Linked DNA regions of Homo sapiens: all the other regions are linked to region 4. Evidence: chromatin contacts called from ENCODE Hi-C or POLR2A ChIA-PET data. All regions are on one chromosome and are shown on one strand. The core of a region is the stretch at or near the end of the contact, and the rest is flanking DNA. Distances in the headings are between cores, read along the strand shown. Region 1 holds the start of THEMIS (thymocyte selection associated). Region 2 overlaps THEMIS (thymocyte selection associated). Region 3 overlaps LOC105377998 (a long non-coding RNA gene). Region 4 overlaps PTPRK (protein tyrosine phosphatase receptor type K).

What was found. A loop is a pair of places that touch in the nucleus more often than their neighbours do. ChIA-PET counts read pairs that join two places held with the same protein, here RNA polymerase II (POLR2A). Pooled maps may share reads with other maps.
Region 1: a map of naive thymus-derived CD4-positive, alpha-beta T cell shows a loop between it and region 4 (2.2-fold over the local background). The contact joins the promoter of THEMIS here to the enhancer-like site in region 4. A Hi-C loop is called at or near these places in 1 of 168 maps with a recorded cell type or tissue (naive thymus-derived CD4-positive, alpha-beta T cell) and 7 of 50 pooled maps. POLR2A ChIA-PET finds 5 or more read pairs at or near these places in 3 of 52 experiments (Panc1, activated T-cell and naive thymus-derived CD4-positive, alpha-beta T cell).
Region 2: a pooled map shows a loop between it and region 4 (4-fold over the local background). The contact joins two enhancer-like sites. A Hi-C loop is called at or near these places in 1 of 168 maps with a recorded cell type or tissue (naive thymus-derived CD4-positive, alpha-beta T cell), 2 of 37 single-sample maps with no recorded cell type and 6 of 50 pooled maps. POLR2A ChIA-PET finds 5 or more read pairs at or near these places in 2 of 52 experiments (H1 and Panc1).
Region 3: a pooled map shows a loop between it and region 4 (9-fold over the local background). The contact joins two enhancer-like sites. A Hi-C loop is called at or near these places in 2 of 37 single-sample maps with no recorded cell type and 9 of 50 pooled maps. POLR2A ChIA-PET finds 5 or more read pairs at or near these places in 1 of 52 experiments (activated naive CD4-positive, alpha-beta T cell).

What each region holds. Positions count from the first base shown.
Region 1 is chr6:127,898,252-127,903,231 of GRCh38, forward strand. THEMIS (thymocyte selection associated) reads right to left here and starts at 2,807. Exons shown (of 6, transcript NM_001010923.3): 1 at 2,591-2,807. The coding sequence starts at 2,681.
Region 2 is chr6:127,876,730-127,881,440 of GRCh38, forward strand. The region is part of intron 1 of THEMIS (thymocyte selection associated); the gene reads right to left. Among named protein-coding and RNA genes, the nearest start is that of THEMIS, 22 kb to the right of the region's middle. Within about 2 kb of position 3,167, at least 2 of the 41 ENCODE cell types and tissues checked have a DNase peak (open chromatin) inside an H3K27ac peak, as active enhancers do.
Region 3 is chr6:128,653,591-128,658,717 of GRCh38, forward strand. All of the region lies in intron 1 of LOC105377998 (a long non-coding RNA gene), which reads left to right. Among named protein-coding and RNA genes, the nearest start is that of PTPRK, 140 kb to the left of the region's middle. RefSeq lists an enhancer at 1,946-3,145. Within about 2 kb of position 2,606, at least 5 of the 41 ENCODE cell types and tissues checked have a DNase peak (open chromatin) inside an H3K27ac peak, as active enhancers do.
Region 4 is chr6:128,256,248-128,261,226 of GRCh38, forward strand. The region is part of intron 3 of PTPRK (protein tyrosine phosphatase receptor type K); the gene reads right to left. Among named protein-coding and RNA genes, the nearest start is that of PTPRK-AS1, 230 kb to the left of the region's middle. Within about 2 kb of position 3,669, at least 2 of the 41 ENCODE cell types and tissues checked have a DNase peak (open chromatin) inside an H3K27ac peak, as active enhancers do.

The DNA of each region.
Region 1 (4,980 bases), core at 1,557-4,056, 360 kb before region 4:
ACATAGTAGTAAAATAATAAGGTATGAAGAAGATGGTCTGGACACATAGAGGGACACTACATTCTTTCTTAAAACAATATAGAATGTCAATTCTTTCCAACTTAATCTACCAAATCAATAAATCCAATAAAAATCCCAGTTAGATTTCTTATAGAATCAATTGATTTAATAAAAACTCATTGAAAAAGTTATGAGATATTATCTCACTTCAGTTAAAATAGCTTTTATCAAAAAGATAAAAAATAATGGATGTTTGAGAGGATGTGGAGAAAAGGGAACGTTTATACTCGATGGGAATGTGTATCAGTACAGTCACTATGAGAAACAGTGTGAAGTTTTCACACACACACACACACAAAAATAGAACTACTTACAACCTAGTAATCCCACTGCTGGATATATATTCAAAAGAAAAGATATCAATATATTACAGATACCTGCATTCACATGTTTTTACAATAGCCAAAATATGAAATCAACTTAAATGTCCATCAACAGATGAATAGACAAATAAAATGTGGAATATTATTCAGCCATAAAAAAGAATGAAATCCTGTCATTTGCAACAACATGGATAGAACTGAAGGACATTAGGTTAAGTGAAATAAGCCAGGCACAGAAAGACAAATATCACATGTTCTCATTAATTTGTGGGAGCTAAAAAAATTGATATCATGGAGATAGAGAGTAGAATGATGGCTACCAGGTGCTGGGAAGGGTAGTGGGAGGGGGATAGAGAGGGGTTGGTTGATTAATGGGTACAGAAACACAGTTAAAAGGAATAAGATCTAGTGTTTGGTAGTACAATAGGGTGACTATAGCTAAAAATAATTTACTGTATATTTCAAAACAACTAGAGTAGTGGAATTGGAATGTTCCTAACATGAAGAAATGGTAAAAGTTTGAGGCAATGAATAATATCCCCATTACTCTGACTTGATTATTACACACTGTATCAAAATATCACATGTATCCCATAAATATGTATATATATTATGTATCTATAAAAACATTTTTAAAGTCTATGAATATCTAAGCCAATTTAGGAAAAAAGGATTGAAAACAAGGGATTGGTCTATACATCATTTCTATATTAACATGTATTGCAAGGCCATAGTTACAAAAATAGTGTGTTTGGGGGCAGCTAAGAAAAAAAATAAACTAATGGAATAGAAGAGATATTTTAGAGACAGACTGATACAGAGGTGAACATATAATATGATTTGAAGGAGGCAACAAAAATCAATGGCGGAAAGATTGTCAGCTTAGCAAATGGTACCTGGAAATCAGGTGAACTGTATAGAGAAAACTAAAATTGGATCCCTGTACAATTCATAACATTGTCCTCCAAATAGACTAAAAACTAAATGCAAAATATGAAACCGTAAAGTTGATAAAAACAACATAGGAAAATATCTTTTTAAAGTAGACATAAAGAAAGACTTTTTACGTAAAGCCTAAAAAACACAAACCATGAGACAAAAAATGATTTGGGGCTGGCTTAGAAATAGAGACATTGATAATATGATTATACACGGCAAAACATAGTCTGATTCCAAAAATCAACTTACAAATTAGTTAAATAAAACTGTACACTAAGCTGATAACAGCCCATATCAATTCATCACCTGCAAGTATGTGTGTGTATATTTTATATATATATATATATATATAATATATATAAAAACTGGAGCTGACGTGTTAATCTTTCTTTTACTTTGCAACATAATATGTAATACATTATTTTGTCTACGAACAAGAAAGACCTGCCTACCAACAGTTAAGTTATTTTCCTGGTAGTTTTGTCTTGATCTGTTTCTACAACTGCTTCAATTCTACCACTCTTGAGGCCAGAAATACACCTACAGAATTATTAATTGTATTCTATGTATTCAAACTAACCATGTAAAGATTCTAGGTTGTATATTGGAGGTTATAATGTTCTTTCACCTGAATTAACATAGTGAGTTACACCAAAACTCACTATCTTATTATTCAATAAGTTTAATTGAACTCTGAGTTTCAACATCAATTTTTAAAAATTATCTTGTAGCAATAATTTCTATACCTTCAAATTAAAATTTTCATTATTTAAGGAATTTGGAGTTAGGCCACTACAGAGTGAGAAAAACATTGGTATAAGCAACATTTAGGAGCTAAAAGTTTGGGAAATATTTGGAAATACTTCTTTCTAAACACTGTGCCTTTGATAGTTGCTTTTGTTTTAGCAAGCTAAATTTTATTTTTTATATTGTGGAAACATAAATATTGATAACTAAATTTATTATTCTTGATTACAACCAATTTCAAAGCAAAGGCAGAAATAGTTCACCATTCAAGGCCTACAGAAAGCTCAAGAAGCTTCACTCAATTCCTTATTTCTGTCTGTCCCAGAGTCCTGTCTAGTTTCTCCCCTCTCCAACACCATTGGCTTTTGACGATTCGTTGGTCAGTTCATTACTTTCTTTTGTGATCGCCTTTCCTTTACCAGAACTCACATATTTGCTGTTAAAATTCCCCCCCTCCAATTTTCAAAAATGTATACTTTACAAGAATGTTCTAGCCAGTAAAGGTATTGGAGAGTGCTTACCTTCAAGATAGATGCCTGCCTGGATTTCTAGAACCCTGGGTAGGGTCCTGAGGTCAAGGGAGTGGACGAATTCTTCCAGTGATAATGCCATTGCTATGCCTTGGGTAGTTTGTAGACCTGGTGCTCACAGAAACTTGTGGCTTCTGGGTGACACTTGTCTGCAATTGCAGCCCCTGCTCACCATTTCTTCCTCAGGCAGGCAGGAATGTCACACTACAGCCAGAGTGGGGTGGAGTAGCTCTATGTGGGGAGGACAATGAAGAGGGAGGGGGGAAGCAGGAGACAAAAAATGTTATAGCTCTTTTTGTTCACATTGTGGCTTCATTTCCTTCTGACATTGAAGTTGAACAGGATGGGGGTGGGGTGAACAGACACTGCCCAAAAAATGAGACGTGCTAAGTAGCGCATTCTGTCCTTTGTTAATCCAGGTGTGCATCTACTATGGTAGCAAAACTGAGGTCAGAGTTGCTTGTGGCTTGCCCACCAACAAAGAACAGGAATATAGGACTAAAGTCTAATCTTAAAAATGGCACCATGTGAATTCATTATCTCTCTAGTTCATTTCTAAAGCTTGGCTTTGTGCCTTATTTGCATACTGTCAGTGCCTTTACATTAAAATTGGTAATAAAAGTGCTTTGCGTCAGCTCTTTTTAGAATTCTGATACTATACTCTGGAGAGAGTATTGAAACCACTTTTTATTCTTCCACATTAAAAATTTTGCTGAATCTTAAAGGAGGGTAGGGTAGGGATAGAATATGCAAAATGATACAGTAAATTAACAAAGTACATTAAAATGAGTTTTCTAATCTCTACACTATAGTAGAAAGTATTAAAATTACTTGTCAGGAAACCTGCATTTTCTGGGTTTAGTTCTGCTTTTGATTTACAGGCTAACGTCAGCCTTGTCTTCTCTGATTTTCATTTGTTTTATTTACTAAATGGAGATGAAGTAGAAGAGTCCAATAAATTTTATAATTTCTTCCAAGTTCACAATTCCACAATTCTGATCTTATTGTTGAAATTTAGGAGGGGAAATGATCAGCACCAAAGGAAGCAGGAGAAAACTCATGAACATTGATCTCTTCAAAATCCTGCCCCTCTCTATTTTTTGCATGTAACTGAAACAATATTTAAAATATATACAATTAAAGGTGGTAGTTCCTAAGTCTCTTTAAGGTAAAGTAGAAGAATATTGGTTGAGGCTGGGTACGGTGGCTCATACCTGTAGTCCCAGCACTTTAGGAGGCTGAGGTAGGAGAATTGCTTGAGCCCAAGAATTCAAAACCAGCCTGGGCAACATAGTGAGACTTTGTCTCTACAAAAAAATTAAAAAATTAGCCAGGCATGGTGGCACATGCCTGTAGTCCCAGCTGTGAGGAGGCTGAGGAAGGAGGATCACTTGAGCCCTGGAGTTTGAGGCTACAGTGAGTTGTGAACATGCCACTGCATTCCAGGCTGAATGACACAGCAAGACTCTGTCTCAAAAAAAAAAAAAAAAAAAAATAAAGAATACTGGTTGGTATGTATACACTTGAAAGATGACAGGAATCTACACGTTTTCTTTAGTAACCAAACCCAGGCACTTATCTATTAACTGTTTTGGCCTTAGGCTGCAGAGAGCATAGCCACATACAGAGGGTCAGGGGACATCTCAGTTCTACCATGGCCATCATGTAAATGACCTAGAAAGATAAAAACTGCCTAGTTTTGATATGGAGCTTATAAAACTGTTTCAACTCTTTGTAATCCTATTTGACATTTTCAATAATCAGTCCAGCTTCATTTCTTTCTTTATAAAAGTAGAATTTACGATTGACCACATCAACAGGTTTACTATCATTAGATTCAAATTCCTCACTGGCAACTTTTTTGTCCAAAAATGTCCTACCCTTGATCTGTCTGCCTTCCATACCCCTCCCCACAGTTTACAGCCTAGTAGTGTATTTCATGTGGATGAATACATGAAAGAGGCTTCTGTGGACTGCTCCTTAAAAATTATGAATCCGTTAGAACTGATGCCACAATACATTTCATTTGATATCTAATGCAAGCTGGATATCACTTATTTTTTTAATATTCCCAAGTCAAATTTCTATCCTACTAGCCAAACAGCCATTTCGTATCACCAATCTCTTACAATTACCTAGGCTCCATCTGCTTCTGCTCTCGCGACAGATGACGCTCTCTCTGTGATAATCATCTTCGTATTCTCAGTCTTAATTAATGACACTGCTATTCTCTTAGTTTCCCAAGCCGGAAGGCTTAGAATCATGTGAGATGCCATTTTTTTTCTCTAGCCGTTAAATCCATCAGGCCCTATAGATGGCAATACTCAGTACCACTCACTCTGTCTTTGCTCTATATCCCCACTGCTACTGCTTTAGACCAG
Region 2 (4,711 bases), core at 1,917-4,416, 380 kb before region 4:
TGTGAAAACAAAACTAAACGAAAGCAATTAACTATGGCTAGATCTGCCTCCACTCAGAGTGACAATAGAGCATCTTGGACATACGTGGAAATAAATTTTTAAGATTATTATAATACCCTTATAATTTACTTAAAATACTTCAGCTAGATAATGAAATACATCTAGGCATATCTCAGAGATATTGCAGATTTGGTTCTAGACCACTGCAATAAATGAATATTACAATAAGGCAAGTCACACAAATTTTTTGGTTTCTCAGTGCATATAAAAATTATATTTACAGTATACTGTAGTCTATTAAGTATCCAATAGAATTATGTCTAAAAAATAATGTATATACCTTAATTTAAAACCAATGTGTTGCTAAAAACTGCTAACAATCCTCTGAGTCTTCAGAGAGTCATAATCTTTTTGCTGGTAGAGGGTCCTGCCTTGATGTTGACGGCCTTGATCTGAATTAGGATTTGGCTAAGAGAATGTTGTGGCTGATGTGATCTTCTATTCACACCACTAAAACTTTCTTATCAGCAATAAGGCTGTTTTTCTTTCTTATCATTCATATATTCACTGGAGTAGTACATTTAATTTCCTTCAAGAACTTTTCCTTTACAATAACAGCTTGACTAACTGCTTGGCACAAGAAGCCTAGCCTTTAGCCTATATTGGCTTTTGACGTTCCTTCCACACTAAGCTTAATCATTTCTAGCTTTTGATTGAAAGTGAGAGAGTATGACTCTTCCTTTCACTTGAACATTTAAGAGGCCAGCATAGGGTTATTAATTTGCCTAATTTCGATATTGTTGTGTCTCAGGGAATAGGCAGACACAAGGAGAGGAAGAGATGGGGAAGAAATGGCTGGTCGAGGGAGCAGTTGGACACACAACATTTATTAAATTTTCCATCTTATATGCTCACTGTTCGTGGTGCCCCAAAACAATAACAATAGTAGCATCAAAGATCATTGATTGCAGATGATTACAACAAATATACTAATGAAAAAGTTTGAAATACTGCAAGAATTACCAAAATGTGGCACAGAGACACAAAGGGAGAACACATTGGTGGAAAATGGTGCCAATAGAATTGCTCGATACAGGTGTGCCACAATCCTTCAATTTGTTAAAAAAGAAAAAGCAATATTTACTTGTGAAGCACAAAAAAAAATGAAGTATGCCTGTATGCATCTGTTCAAGAGTTTTAACCACAGGGAAAGGATCAGGAAAATGCTAGTTCTCATTTGAGATACACTAATCAGAAATAAAACCCAGGGTGGCTACACAACATGCAAAGACTAATCAAAGGTCCATGCTCTTAAAACAACTACCGCAAATATCACATGCTTTTGTTTCCTATTAATACAGGCTTTGTTAATTAGAATAATGGTTTTTAGTAAGGCTGCTTCATGGGTGAAATCAGTGGTGTTCAAAATGTGTTCATTAGTTGCAAATATAACATAGGCATTCCTGTTCTTGCAAAGTGGTATAAGAATCTTGTGAACCCAACATGGGCCCTATGCTCTACCGTTCCAGCTCAGCAGCTGATTCAAAACAGTTTTGTTACCTGATTCTAACTAGAAGGGTAGCTGAATCCTGCTGCTGAAACACAGTTGCAGAAGTCTCTAATGAACTTTTCAGGCAAGGTACTGTCAGACAGCTTCAAAAGACAGCTGGGACTACATCAAGCTGACACGTGGCCATATAGCTGTTATTATATCTATTTGCAAAAAAAAAATGCTTTTTACATTTGGCAAAATTTGATGTTAGACTTTTTTTGGTTGTACTAGGCCTTCAGGTTTATGGGGTAAGAGACTGATAGCTATCATCTACTTTCAAGAACTGAAGGCTATGAGTATCGACCAAAAATAACCAAATTAAGGTGAATGACAAAATGGATTCTGGTCAGTTGGGACCAAAAGTCATTTTCTCCAGAAAGGTTGGCATGAATTTTTTTCTAGTGACTCTTAATAAATAAGATGAGATTAATACTTCTCAATAAATTAATAAATAGAAATTTCTGAATATTACTGAGCAGTGAGCCTGTGGTTTTCTAAAAACATGATGCTTTCTTGAATAATTCTGCTTTGTCTTTCAAAGGGATCTGAATTAGAAAAGCAACTAGCATGAAGCCCAGCAGTAAAAATAAAATGCTATAGGTCACTTGTCAGATGAATGGCATCTATCAGTAGTTAATTTCCACTGTCAGGTTTTTAATGAATTGCTTATTGTTTCTAGTAAGAAGAGAAATTTCTTAACAGCAGAAATTAAAAATTGTATTCTTGTTTATATCTTTGTGGATTAAAATACTAATTTAAATGGTAAAGCCTCTGTTACAATAAGAAGTAATTTGCTAGATGTCAATTTAGGAAAAAAAATCTTTTTCAAAAGAATGCTATTTCTAATGCACAGAGGAAAATGTTCTCTGAGGTATATTACATGAAAATTTCGGTGTTCTAATTATTGTTGACAGAAACAATATCAATCCAGGAATGATCCTCTAACCTGTTGAGCATATGTTAACAAATAGCATATCTTAAAATGCCTTTGTAACTCTTATGTCTAACTCTGCAAGAGGCTTGGACTTTTTTGAGAGTTAGGGCCATGATGATTGTGTGATCTTTATTGCTCCAAATTCAGCATCCTGACAGGTATTAGGTAGCCACTCAAAGAGTGTCAGCTGGATAAATGAATATTCTTGGACATTCATTTACTCATTGATTATCTGTTTCCTTATATTTAAGTATCATGAAGAAAGATAATTGTTGCTCCTGTTAATATGAAAAGAAAGTTTTATTCTTCTCTTTATTGATAATGGCTGAAATAATTTTCTAAAAATGTGTGTAAATGTCTCTGTAAAATGAGATTAGTTTCAGTGATCTAGAATGCTGTGTCACTCTGAAAAAAAAAAAAGAACAGATTTACCAGAAATGTAGAATATTGCTTTTTTAAAAAATGAGCAAATTATTTGCGGGCAGGGTGTAGAAAAAGAAAGAAAAAAAACGAGGACTTAGTGCAGTCGGGGAAGAAGGATGGAGAAGCTGCCTCTGGCCTTCCGTGAGCTGGAGCTGCTGGACTGGATCCTAACCAAGCTGGTCTTCAACTATTTACAACCCGGCTGCCTAGGCCACTTCCACAGTTTGGTATTTTCCCTACCAGCTCCGGGAAATGCGCCCCCACCTCGGGCACCTGATTTCCTCCCAGCTGCGAAGCCCACCCTGCCCAGACTCCTCCCCCGGGTGTAGCCCAGTCACGCAGGTTACAGCCATGCCGTTTTCCTCCATTTTTTAGGCATGCAATGCATGTACAGTTGATCTGCCACTTTTTAGGTGCCATCTCTATTATTATCCTCTAATTATATTATGTATCTTTTCTTTGAATGAAAAATTTGATGGCTGGGGCTTTTATTTTATATGTTCCCCTTTTCCATGCATCATGTTTCACCACAGCATACAACAGGTGCTCAAAGTAAATTTGCGTCAAACAGTACATTAAAATTATCCAATCTCATTTGTCTAAAGTTAAAAGGAGGATGGAAGGGAGGGAAAAATGGAGGGCAAGCCTGTATCTCATCTAAGATTAGTTCAAATTACCATTATTTCAAAATTCCATAAACTCTTTGAGCAAGCCAAATAGCTGCTGATCTTTATTTAATTACTGGAATAAATATATATGCTGTGTTTAGATAGATGGGTTAGGACAACTGTTAGTCATTTTAAAAATCAGGGTGGTTTCTGCTAATGAACAGTTATTTCTGAACTCACATGATTTGATTTCAGGAGTCCTGAGGAAAAAAAAAAAACTTTTTTGAATATGTTTTAAGCTTTTCCTGATGCCAAAAGACAAATTAAAAAAAAAAAAAAAAAGCACTTTGGTCTGTGGTTAGAAGGTTAGAATTCACACATTGTTTATGGGGCAGGTGTTCTTTCCTTAACTGACATAAATGCTGAATCACTAAAACCAACCCTTCTAATGTAGACAAAAAACCTCTTGAGTCCTATCTATTTTTTGTAAGAACCAGAAAATCAGACAGCTAATCTGTTTATGTAGAGTAGCTGAAAATTGCCTCCCAAAAAACTTGTCCTAATAAGTTATTTTTAAAATAACAACAAAAAAGTATTTTTAAGTAATGACTGACCATTTCCATGTAAAAAGTTTTATTTCCTGTGAAAAAGTATTTCATTTAAAGACATTTCATTTCACAACTTTTGTTAAAATCTTAGTTTTAAAAGACGCGATGATTCCAAGTATTTATTGAGTGTGAAACAAATTAGATGTTCCAAGTAAAATGTAAAGTTTTTAAATTCAAGAACTTGACTATTGCATCAAAGCAGACATTTCTAAAATCCAAGTTTTATCATCTTTTTTTGCACACTAACTTGAAGTCACTTTCTTTCCCATCTCAACACTTATTCACTGGTCATTTAGCAGTGCCTAACAAAATCTACCAGTATCATAATATACAAAACCATAAAACTACTAATCTTAAAGTAAGTCTTGCTTTTTATTTTTCTTTAGTGAATGTTTTAAAGTTAAATAATTGACCAATAATTTGTACTTGTTAAAAATGAATTTAGCCAATTAATATCTTTAACCAAAATTTTCATTTCACAGAATTTGAAAATCTAGCAGATAATAAAAAATAAAATTTTACTTAATCTCTTGCTCATTACTTGTTTATACTTACAAAATGAAGGAAGTACATACATAATCTATAT
Region 3 (5,127 bases), core at 1,356-3,855, 400 kb after region 4:
AAGTTCTTTTTTTTTAAATCTTTTTTTTTATTATTTATACTTTAAGTTTTAGGGTACATGTGCACAATGTGCAGGTTAGTTACATATGTATACATGTGCCATGCTGGTGCGCTACACCGACTAACTCGTCATCTAGCATTTGGTATATCTCCCAACGCTATCCCTCCCCTCCCCCAACCCCACAACAGTCCCCAGAGTGTGATGTTCCCCTTCCTGTGTCCATGTGTTCTCATTGTTCAATTCCCACCTGTGAGTGAGAATATGTGGTGTTTGGTTTTTTGTTCTTGCGATAGTTTACTGAGAATGATGATTTCCAATTTCATCCATGTCCCTACAAAGGACATGAACTCATCATTTTTTATGGCTGCATAGTATTCCATGGTGTATATGTGCCACATTTTCTTAATCCGGTCTATCATTGTTGGACATTTGGGTTGGTTCCAAGTCTTTGCTATTGTGAATAGTACCGCAATAAACATATGTGTGCATGTGTCTTTATAGCAGCATGATTTATAGTCCTTTGGGTATATACCCAGTAATGGGATGGGTGGGTCAAATGGTATTTCTAGTTCTAGATCCCTCAGGAATCGCCACACTGACTTCCACAATAGTTGAACTAGTTTACAGTCCCACCAACAGTGTAAAAGTGTTCCTATTTCTCCACATCCTCTCCAGCACCTGTTGTTTCCTGACTTTTTAATGATTGCCATTCTAACTGGTGTGAGATGATATCTCATTGTGGTTTTGATTTGCATTTCTCTGATGGCCAGTGATGGTGAGCATTTTTTTCATGTGTTTTTGGCTGCATAAATGTCTTCTTCTTTCTGTAAACAAGTATTACTAATTTTCTTGGGTAAATAAGAATTAAATGACTGGTTTGAATGTTCTGTTCATGTTTCGCTTTACAAGGGACTCACAAAATGTTTTCCAAATGATGGTTGATTATTCCCACCAACATTATAGTAGAGTTCTAATTGCTCCACATTTTTGCCAGTATTTTGTATTGTCAGACTTTTAACTTTAGCAATTTCTAACGGGCATTTGGTGGACTTAATTTTGATTTTTCTGTTGATTAATGATGTTTCATATGCCCATTAGCAATTTATATATCTTTCTATGTGATGCATCAGTTCAACTCTCTGTCCATTTAAAATTTGATTGTTTTTCTTATTATTTAGTTGTAAGAGGTCTTTATATATTCTGGAAACTAATCCTTTGTCAGAAATTTGTACTGTAAATGTTTACTCCCAGACTTTATCTTGCCTTTTTATTTTTGTCAAAGTGTCTTTCAAAGGGCAGTCATTTTTAATCTTGATGGAGTACAAGCATCAGTTTTTCTTTTACGTTCATGCTTTCTACATAGTATGTAAAAATAACACAAAAAACAATATAAACAGTATAGCAAGGTCACAAATATTTTCTACTATATTTTATTCTAGAAGTTTTACAGTTTTAACTTTCACACTTAGGGCTATGATTTAAGTTAATTTTTATGTATGATTTGAATTAAGCATTAAAGCTTATTTTTACTTTGCTATTTTTATCTCTGGTTTGAGTTAGGTCTTCTTCATATCATCCATGTTTCTATTTAAAATGCTTAATATTTCCTCTATTAAGCTTAACTATCCTAACTTAACTTAACTATCCTAACTTAACTTAACTATCCTAAATATTTAGGCAGCCAACATTGGGCCACATAAAACAAATTCTTAGAGACCTATAAAGAGACTTAGATAACCACACAATAATTGTGGGAGACTTAACACCTTACTGACAGTGTTAGACACATCATTAAGGCAGAAAACTAACATAGATATCTGGGACCTATTGGTTCTTGAACACCTGGATAGAGTTGTAATAACTGTTTTAATGTCTTTGTTTATATGTTCTATCATCTTCATAATTTCTGGGTCAGTTTTGATTTAATTTTTTCTCTTCGTTATGAGTCTTATTTTCCTGCTTTTTTATGTTTGTATGGCAGACTTTGTGAAATTTACCTCATTGAGTGATGGATATTTTTGTATTACTATAAATGTTGTTGAGCTTTGTTCTGGGACATAGTTAAGTTACTCGGAAACAGATGGGTTCTTTCAGGTCTTGAATTTAATCTTTGTTAGGTGGGATTAGAGCAGCTAATTTTGTCACGCTACTGAAGAAAAGCCATTATGCATATACTACTCAATGCCCCATTTTCCACTCTGACTAGTGGGTAGAGAAACTATTCTTGGCCCTGTGAAAACTCTGTAAATTTTCTCCTCTAATCCTTTTGGGTTGTTCTTTTTCCATCCTCAGAGAGTTTCCTCACAGAAATACCCTGATTAATACTCAGCCAAAGCCTTGAGGGAAGGGAGATCCTGTGAAGATTTCTGAATCTCTGTGTAACTTTCCCCTCTGGTACTCTGACCAGCAAAATGTAGCTTTCTCCAAAGAGACCTGAGCAGTTTGTCAGGGATTAGAGTATACTGGCTCCTGAGTGGTGTTAGCCAGGGAAATGAAATGTTTTGTGGTGATGTCAATCAATTTTAAGGCATCATTTCCTCATTGTCAGACATATCTCTCACATAGGCAAGGAAGCTCATGTCAGCTGACTAGACATCCTCTCTCCAGGACAATGGTGGAGATTCCCTGTGAATCTAGCCCTCTTGGTCTCCGTTTCCTTTTGTTGCATGCCAACATACCCCTGCTTGATAAACCCTCTTTCTTTTGTGGTAAGTTTGTAGCTCTCTCAGTCCCAGTGACATTACAATCTTTGCTAATTAGTCATCTCACTTGGGGTTTCCAAAACTCTTTATTCACAAATACTGATAGTCCTATGAGTCATTCTTATATATGAGTAATTCAGTAATTTTGTGTTGATTTTTACCAGTTTTATCTCAAAGATCAATTTCATTGTAAATGTTGTGACTATAATTACTGTGAATTAAGAATTTTTGAACATATTCCTATTTAAAAAAAAATCTTTGCTAGGACCATCTATCTTATTTGTATGAGCTCCTTTATAATCTAGATTTTTGGGTATTATTTATTTGTTAATATCTTCTAGTTTGACCTTGCCCTTATTTTGGTTCTATTTCATTGTCCATAGAATTAAAATAATTTTTTTTGTGGTGGATTGGTCGGTGAGGGGAGGCAGTGGCAGACAGGGTCTTGCTCTTTTGCCCAGGGTGGAGTGCAGTGGCTCAATCATAGCTTTGTAACATCAAACTCCTGGGACTCCATACATGCACTATGACTGGCTAATTAAAAAAATTATTTTGTAGCAGTGGAATCTTGCTATGTTGCCCAGGCTGGAACAGAATTAAAATTCTAATATAGTAAAAAGTATAAAATCTTTACATTTATTGTTTCTTCTCTTTAATGTATACGAATGAATTAATATTTAATCTAGAGACCTGAAAAGCATTAAATTCCATTTTCTGGTAGATTTTTGAATATATATTTTATTTTTGTAGACATATTAGAGTGTTGTTCCGTCTCTCATATTTTTCTCCTTCCTGACTACTCCTCTCATCACTTGGCTAATCCATAGCAGCATGGGGGTGGGTCCATAATAGCCCTGTTGGCACAATCTGATTCTTCCTCTTTGATGATGGTTTATTTTAATCCAGTGACCATCTGAATCAAGATGGCCTAATTAGCATTATTTTCCTGGGACTTTAAATCTGGGCTGTAAAATTTAAATTGAAAACAAGGAGAGTCACTTGAATGAATAAGATGTAATCTTAGGACACTGTAGAAGAGATATCTTAGTTATGATATCACTGGGGTGTTCAGAGAAAGAGGTGAATAAATGAACTTAATGCTCAGTAAGAAGCAGAAGTGAGAGGAGGAAGGGAATTTCCTGGGATTTTTATGTCTTCTGCTTCCTAGTTCCAGTGTTTCTCTAAAACCAGCCTGCATTTCTGTTCTTGGTCATTAATAAAATGTACTTATATCTTTATAATAAATTCTCTCTTTCACTTACTTTAGCTAAATTTAGTTTATAGTACTTCTAATTCAGGAGTTTTAACTAATAAAGAATTCAAGTTTTTTCCCTTTTTTGTAATAAGTTTGGTGTAAGCTGTCAGATGGAGTATCCAACATTCACCCTAAGAGTAGGAACTAGATAAATTATATACCACCTTCTGGGCAGCATATGAAGGCAGTTCACAAAAGAAAGAGGCTGAGGTCAAGGCAGAAGCTAGTTTTGTATATTACTACCAGATCTTATAATTTCTAAGACAAAAGAAATTAAGCTTGAGCTAGGTTAGAAAACCGTGGGAGAGACTGGTTAAGTATCAATACCTAGCCTGGAGAAGGGGCAGACACAAAATGGAAGAGTAATAAGAGAAGACTGGAAATAACACTTAGTTAAACTAGATAATCCATACAGAATCAATCTAGAAAGAGTCTCATGATTAATAAGTTTAGTTAATCCTTTATTTTTTTCATTTAGAAGCTATATAGGCATAGGGTACTGGACAAAACCGGCATATACAGCAGAAACCAAGGCAAACACAGCCCTTCCATTATGGAGCTCACATTCTTGTGGGATGGAGAAGGAAGGTATTAAATAATTAAGTATACATTTATTCATTCATTATTACTGTAATGAGTACTGTTAAGGAGAACCATTAAAGTTTAAGCTGAAGGAACTTGACCAGGTCTGGGTGACAAGGAATGATTCTTTAAGAAAGTGAAATAAAGTATCTTTGCATATATTTTCTAGGCCAGATGTTTAAAATAGTAGACTTGTTCCAGTGGGCATGTGGATTTTTTTTTAAAATCACTTTATAATTACTTGTAACAAAAACTGGTAGAAATGCAAAAGTGTATGGATTTAAATTTCTGTGTTCTTTTTTTTATGCCTTTGACATTAATTTTCTTCTTGAAATAAGTGTTAGTCATGTGACTTAAAATGCAGAAAATGATACACATTGTCTAGCTTTGTCAGAGGGATGCAGTGAGTGCAAAGAATTATCTTGCCTAAGAAATCTAACATCCTAAATGGAAAGGCTTCAAATATCAAATAAACCCGATGCTACTTTATTTGATACCTCCTTACACCATTTCATTTAGGCTTTTCTTTTTTCTGCTTCCTAACTCACATGCTCAGACTTCTCGAAACCTTCAGGCACTGGGAAGGAA
Region 4 (4,979 bases), core at 2,419-4,918:
AAACAGCAAGACTTCAGAGAAAGCGACCTTTGAAACATCCTTCATTAACCCAGCACTTAGTGAGCACACACTATTCTAGCCGCTAGGGATACGAAGATGGATAAAAGGCAGAGCCACACCTTTTAGAAGGTAAACCTCTATGACATATGTAGAGCAATAATGTAAAACAAGAGAAAGAGTAGGCAAACTATGTTCTTCATTTTTTTTTTTTTTTGAGATGGAGTCTCGTTCTGTTGCCAGGTTGGAGTGCAGTGGCGATCTTGGCTCACTGCAACCTCCAACTCCCGGGTTCAAGCACTTCTGCCTCAGCCTCCCGAGTAACTGGGATTACAGTTGCATGCCACCACACCTGGCTAATTTTTGTATTTTTAGTAGAGACGGGGTTTCACCGTGTTGGTCAGGATGGTCTCGATCTCCTGACCTCGTGATCCGCCCGCCTCAGCCTCCCAAAGTGCTGGGATTACAGGCGTAAGCAACCATGCCCGGCTGTAGGCAAACTATTTTCTATCTGGGAAAGCGGACAATGATTCAAAAAAAAGATGATTCCAAGCAGTTTTAAAACACTGCAAAAAAAGAGGGCGTTACAGACCAAATAAGGTGTATTTGCAAAAGACTGACAAGAGGAAATATAATGAGCTATTGGCACAAGCAATTTTGTAGAACATCTAGTTAGGAAGAATAGAACAGAAGAGATTAAAACCTGGGAGATGGAGTGGCTCATGCCTGTAATCCCAGAACTTTGGGAGGCCGAGGCAGGAGGATCACATGAGGTCGGGAGTTCGAGACCAGACTGACCAACAAGGAGAAACCCCGTCTCTACTAAAAATACAAAATTAGCCAGGCATGGTGGCACATGCCTGTAATCCCAGCTACTCGGGAGGCTGAGGCAGGAGAATTGCTTGAACATGGGAGGCGGAGATTGTGGTGAGCCCAGATCACGCCATTGCACTCCAGCCTGGGAGACAGAGAGAAACTCCATCCAAAAAAAAAAAAAAGACACCTGGGAGATAGGAAGCTGGGACCTTATCTTGCATGGACTTCTACACCACAAAAAGGAGTCTGCCTTTTTTCATTTTATTTTATTTTATTTTTGAAGGTGTTGTAATGCCTTTAAAGGGTTCTACATGAGGGATAATGTGATTTGCACCTTAAAAAGGTCAGTGTGGTAGCAACAACCAGATTCAAGAACTGGAATCTCATCAGAAAGACCTAAACATGTAATAGTATGCCTAAATATGCTTGGATATTAGTCAACCAATCAAGAAATATTTATTGCATACCTACGTGTACAATAATGTGGAAAGATTTAGATTTTAGTGCTATATTAACATACATATTTATGGAGAGATCAAACACATTATATATTCAGGAAAACAAATTTGTGTATGTAATTTTTTAATCCAAAATGCAATAACAAGTGTTTAAAATAAATAAGTCTCAGAAAGGCTTCACTTAAATTTAATTTCAGACTTAAAATAATGTCATAAACATTGTCTTCACTCTAAGATTTATAAGATAAGTGAAATGATGTAATAAAATGCCAACTTTTCACCCCTTTCAATTTAAGCTAAATTCAGTTTTCAAAGATAGGTGTGATGGAAATTCATTTTTAATTTTCTCTATACTGCGTGTCACCAAAAAAACCAACATGATATACTCAACTAATCTAGTTCAAAGTTCCAGTTCTCAAAAATATGAAGGTTCTCTGATTTGTAAATAGACCTAAACTTTATTGTCATGGCTCATAATAAATCCTGGGAGAAAGAAAAATGGCCAGAATATATTTTATTCAGAAATCAATTAGGACCACTGAGAATTATTTAAATGTGATAATTTGAGGGGATACACACAGGGAGGAAAGTGTCTGAGAATAAAATCATTTTCTTTATACATAAACTAAATTTTATTCTCTTTAAGAAATAAGGCCTTTAAGAAAATCACCATTCTGCTTGTCCCTATATTCTTCTATAAGAAAATAGTGATTATGTGAAATTCCTTAAAATTTCTATAATAAAGACCAAAATATAATGTTAAATCAAGCAAGTGTTACAACATCCATTTGACTATGTTAAAAAGATCAAAATATGTTACATAAAACTGATATCACAGAGTAATCATGCATGGTTTAACTGGCTAATATCTCTCCCTTACCTCTTCCTGAAGTGCTCATGCTAACACTAGAGATAACTGACCAGAAAAATCCAAGGCACTGGGAAAATGAAATAAAGGAAACAAATACTGAATAAAAATGTTAGTTTCGCTATGTACTTTTTTCATTGTATATGTACTTTTTCATTAGATAATTATTTCTCGAGCACCTGATATGTACAAGAGATGAAAAACATAAAACAAAGTTGATGTCTTCATGGAAAACAGGCTAGTATGGAAGAAAGACACTAAACAAGCATATGGAACAGTGACCAAAGTGCTAAGGCAAGGAGGCAAAGGAGTTAACGAACAGAAGGGTAGAGACGGGGTAATTAGGTCAGCCTCTGAGAAGGCAAAATATGAGTAGAGACCAGAATGGGAAGATGGAGGTAATGCCATTCCAGGCGGAGGGAATGACAGGCACAAAGACTTTGAGATACGAATGATCTTGGAGCATTCCACGATCAGAAAGCTGAATGAGGGAGGCAGAGAGCAGAAGACAATTTAACGTGGAGCTAGCCAATAACTGGATTTGGATTTTATTGACTCCATTGAGAAGCCAGTGGAGGATATGGGGTAGAATTCCTAAGTTCCTGATATCTGACATGTGTTTTTAAAAGATCAGTCTGCTGTGAGGAGAAGAGCCTCAGAGAGGTAATAAGGGAAGCTGGGAGAAGTGTGGGGAGGTCCATGTTTGAGGAGGGAGACAGGGAAAGCATGGATTTTTAGCAGTGCTTCCCAAATGCTTTTATATTATGAAAAACAAACAGGAGATGACAACAACTGTGTGGCACCTTGAAGTAAAAAGACAACTGTCATAGTTCCAGGCTCCACCCTATAGGCTAGGTTATCACACTACAAATTTTTCAACACCTGCAATACCACTGTCAGGGAACACCAGTATGCCACAGCTCAAAACCACTAAACTAAGAGTGAGAAATTGTCAGATTGGGACAGGTTGCTTAAAAATAGAATATGAAGAGGAAAGCTTTTCACAATAACCTAATTAAGGAAACCAAAACATTATGTATTATGATTCCACTGAATATCAAGTTTAATATGCACATGCACACACACATATATAATGTACATATATGCACATACATACATGCATATGTATGTGCCACCTGTCAAAATATTAGGAGTCATCTCTAGAAAGCAGAAGGTGAGATTATGGATTACTTTCATTTTCTGTGTATTTCTTCAATGATTTCGTTACTTACAGTAAGTTTGCACTGGTTAAGTAACACGAATAGAGAGAGGCAAAAAATTTCAAGTATGTTTTAGAAGTATAATTCAGTGTGTGTTCAATTTTCATTCTTTTATGTGAAAATCATAAATCCCTAGGAAAGGGCCATAAAAATTCTAAGTATACTACCTTTCTAGCAGTTGAAGATATAACTTAAAACATTCTTTCCTTTTCATTTAAAGAAAGTTAAAAGGAAACTAAAAAAATGTGACTTCCTTCTGTAACATAAGAACCCTTCCACACAACTGCTTTCATTTTCCAGTCCATAACATATGTAAAGCAAACGTACAACATGGACGTAATTTCATAGGAAAGGCCTTAAACTATATAGACCCAATTAACAGTAGTCATCTTGGGGGAGAAATTGAATGAAATGGGTGAAATGAGTTTCACTTTTCATTTTACTGATGTCTGTATTTGAATATTTATAAGTATTTATCAAAATATAATTGCATAATTTAGAAAATCTTTTTTTAGACCTATAGAGTATATTATTCTCTGGATTACACTTCTGATGACATGGCTTCCTAAAATATATTTTTTTTTATTCTATTTTTTAAAAGATTGGATTTCATTCTAAATGTAACAGAACAGGCTTATAGCAGAGGAGTGACATAATCTGAATTATGATCTGAAGAAGTTTGTTTTGATGACTGTGAGAAGTGGTTTGTGGGAGACCAAGATCCAGAAGCAGAGACAATGTTAAGGAGACCACTGCAGTTGTTGAAGGAAAAGATGACGGCATTAACCCTGAGGATGCCCAAAAATAAAATAGAGAAGATGGCCTTTATCATTGCTACCCACAATATCTAGCATAGCAAATGGCATGTAGTAAGCCTCCTATAAAGAGGTATTCGGGTAAGAAAGTTAGGAAGAGAGGCCAGCCATCCAGAAGGCTGGGATGGAGATTACCGCTTTTCTAATTGGAGCTGGAGAAGCGAAACATGTTTCTTGAAGATGCTTGTATAATGTCCATTTATGAAAGCAGTTTCCTAATCTCCTAATAAATAAAAGACTCATATAACCACTACCACAACAAATTTGGAAGCAGGGACAACAAAAATTATTTCAAAACAAGCTTAGTTCTCCGTTCAACTCCAGTATTTAAGCATGTGGTCCCTGAACTTTCATGTACATTCACTGAACTTTCATGTACATTAGAAGATGCTGCAAAAATATAGGAAGTTGTAGTAAGTTACTTTAAAGACACCTAAAAAATACTGCTTTAGCAAGCTTAACATTTAATGATATAGTTGTCCTCTAAGATCTGAAAATAAAAATTTAAATTGCAAAACAAACATGCATTTTCTTAGTTTTTCCATCTCTTTTTATGTATAGGCTGAGGTCTCTACTTAGTATTTCATCCTGAGCTTATATAGCAATAGTTTCTGTTTTACCCCTCTTGATCTGTCAATCTATCAAGCCTCTAAACTTCATTTTCTATTTTACCCATCCAAATTTAAATTCCATGTTGTCTTTATTTATTTTATATTCCAAGCTCAGTGCTCCAAATAAAACTTTCAAAAAAGAAAAACCCATCAATTTTTGTTCAAACATATTAGATGATTCATTGTTGTATTTC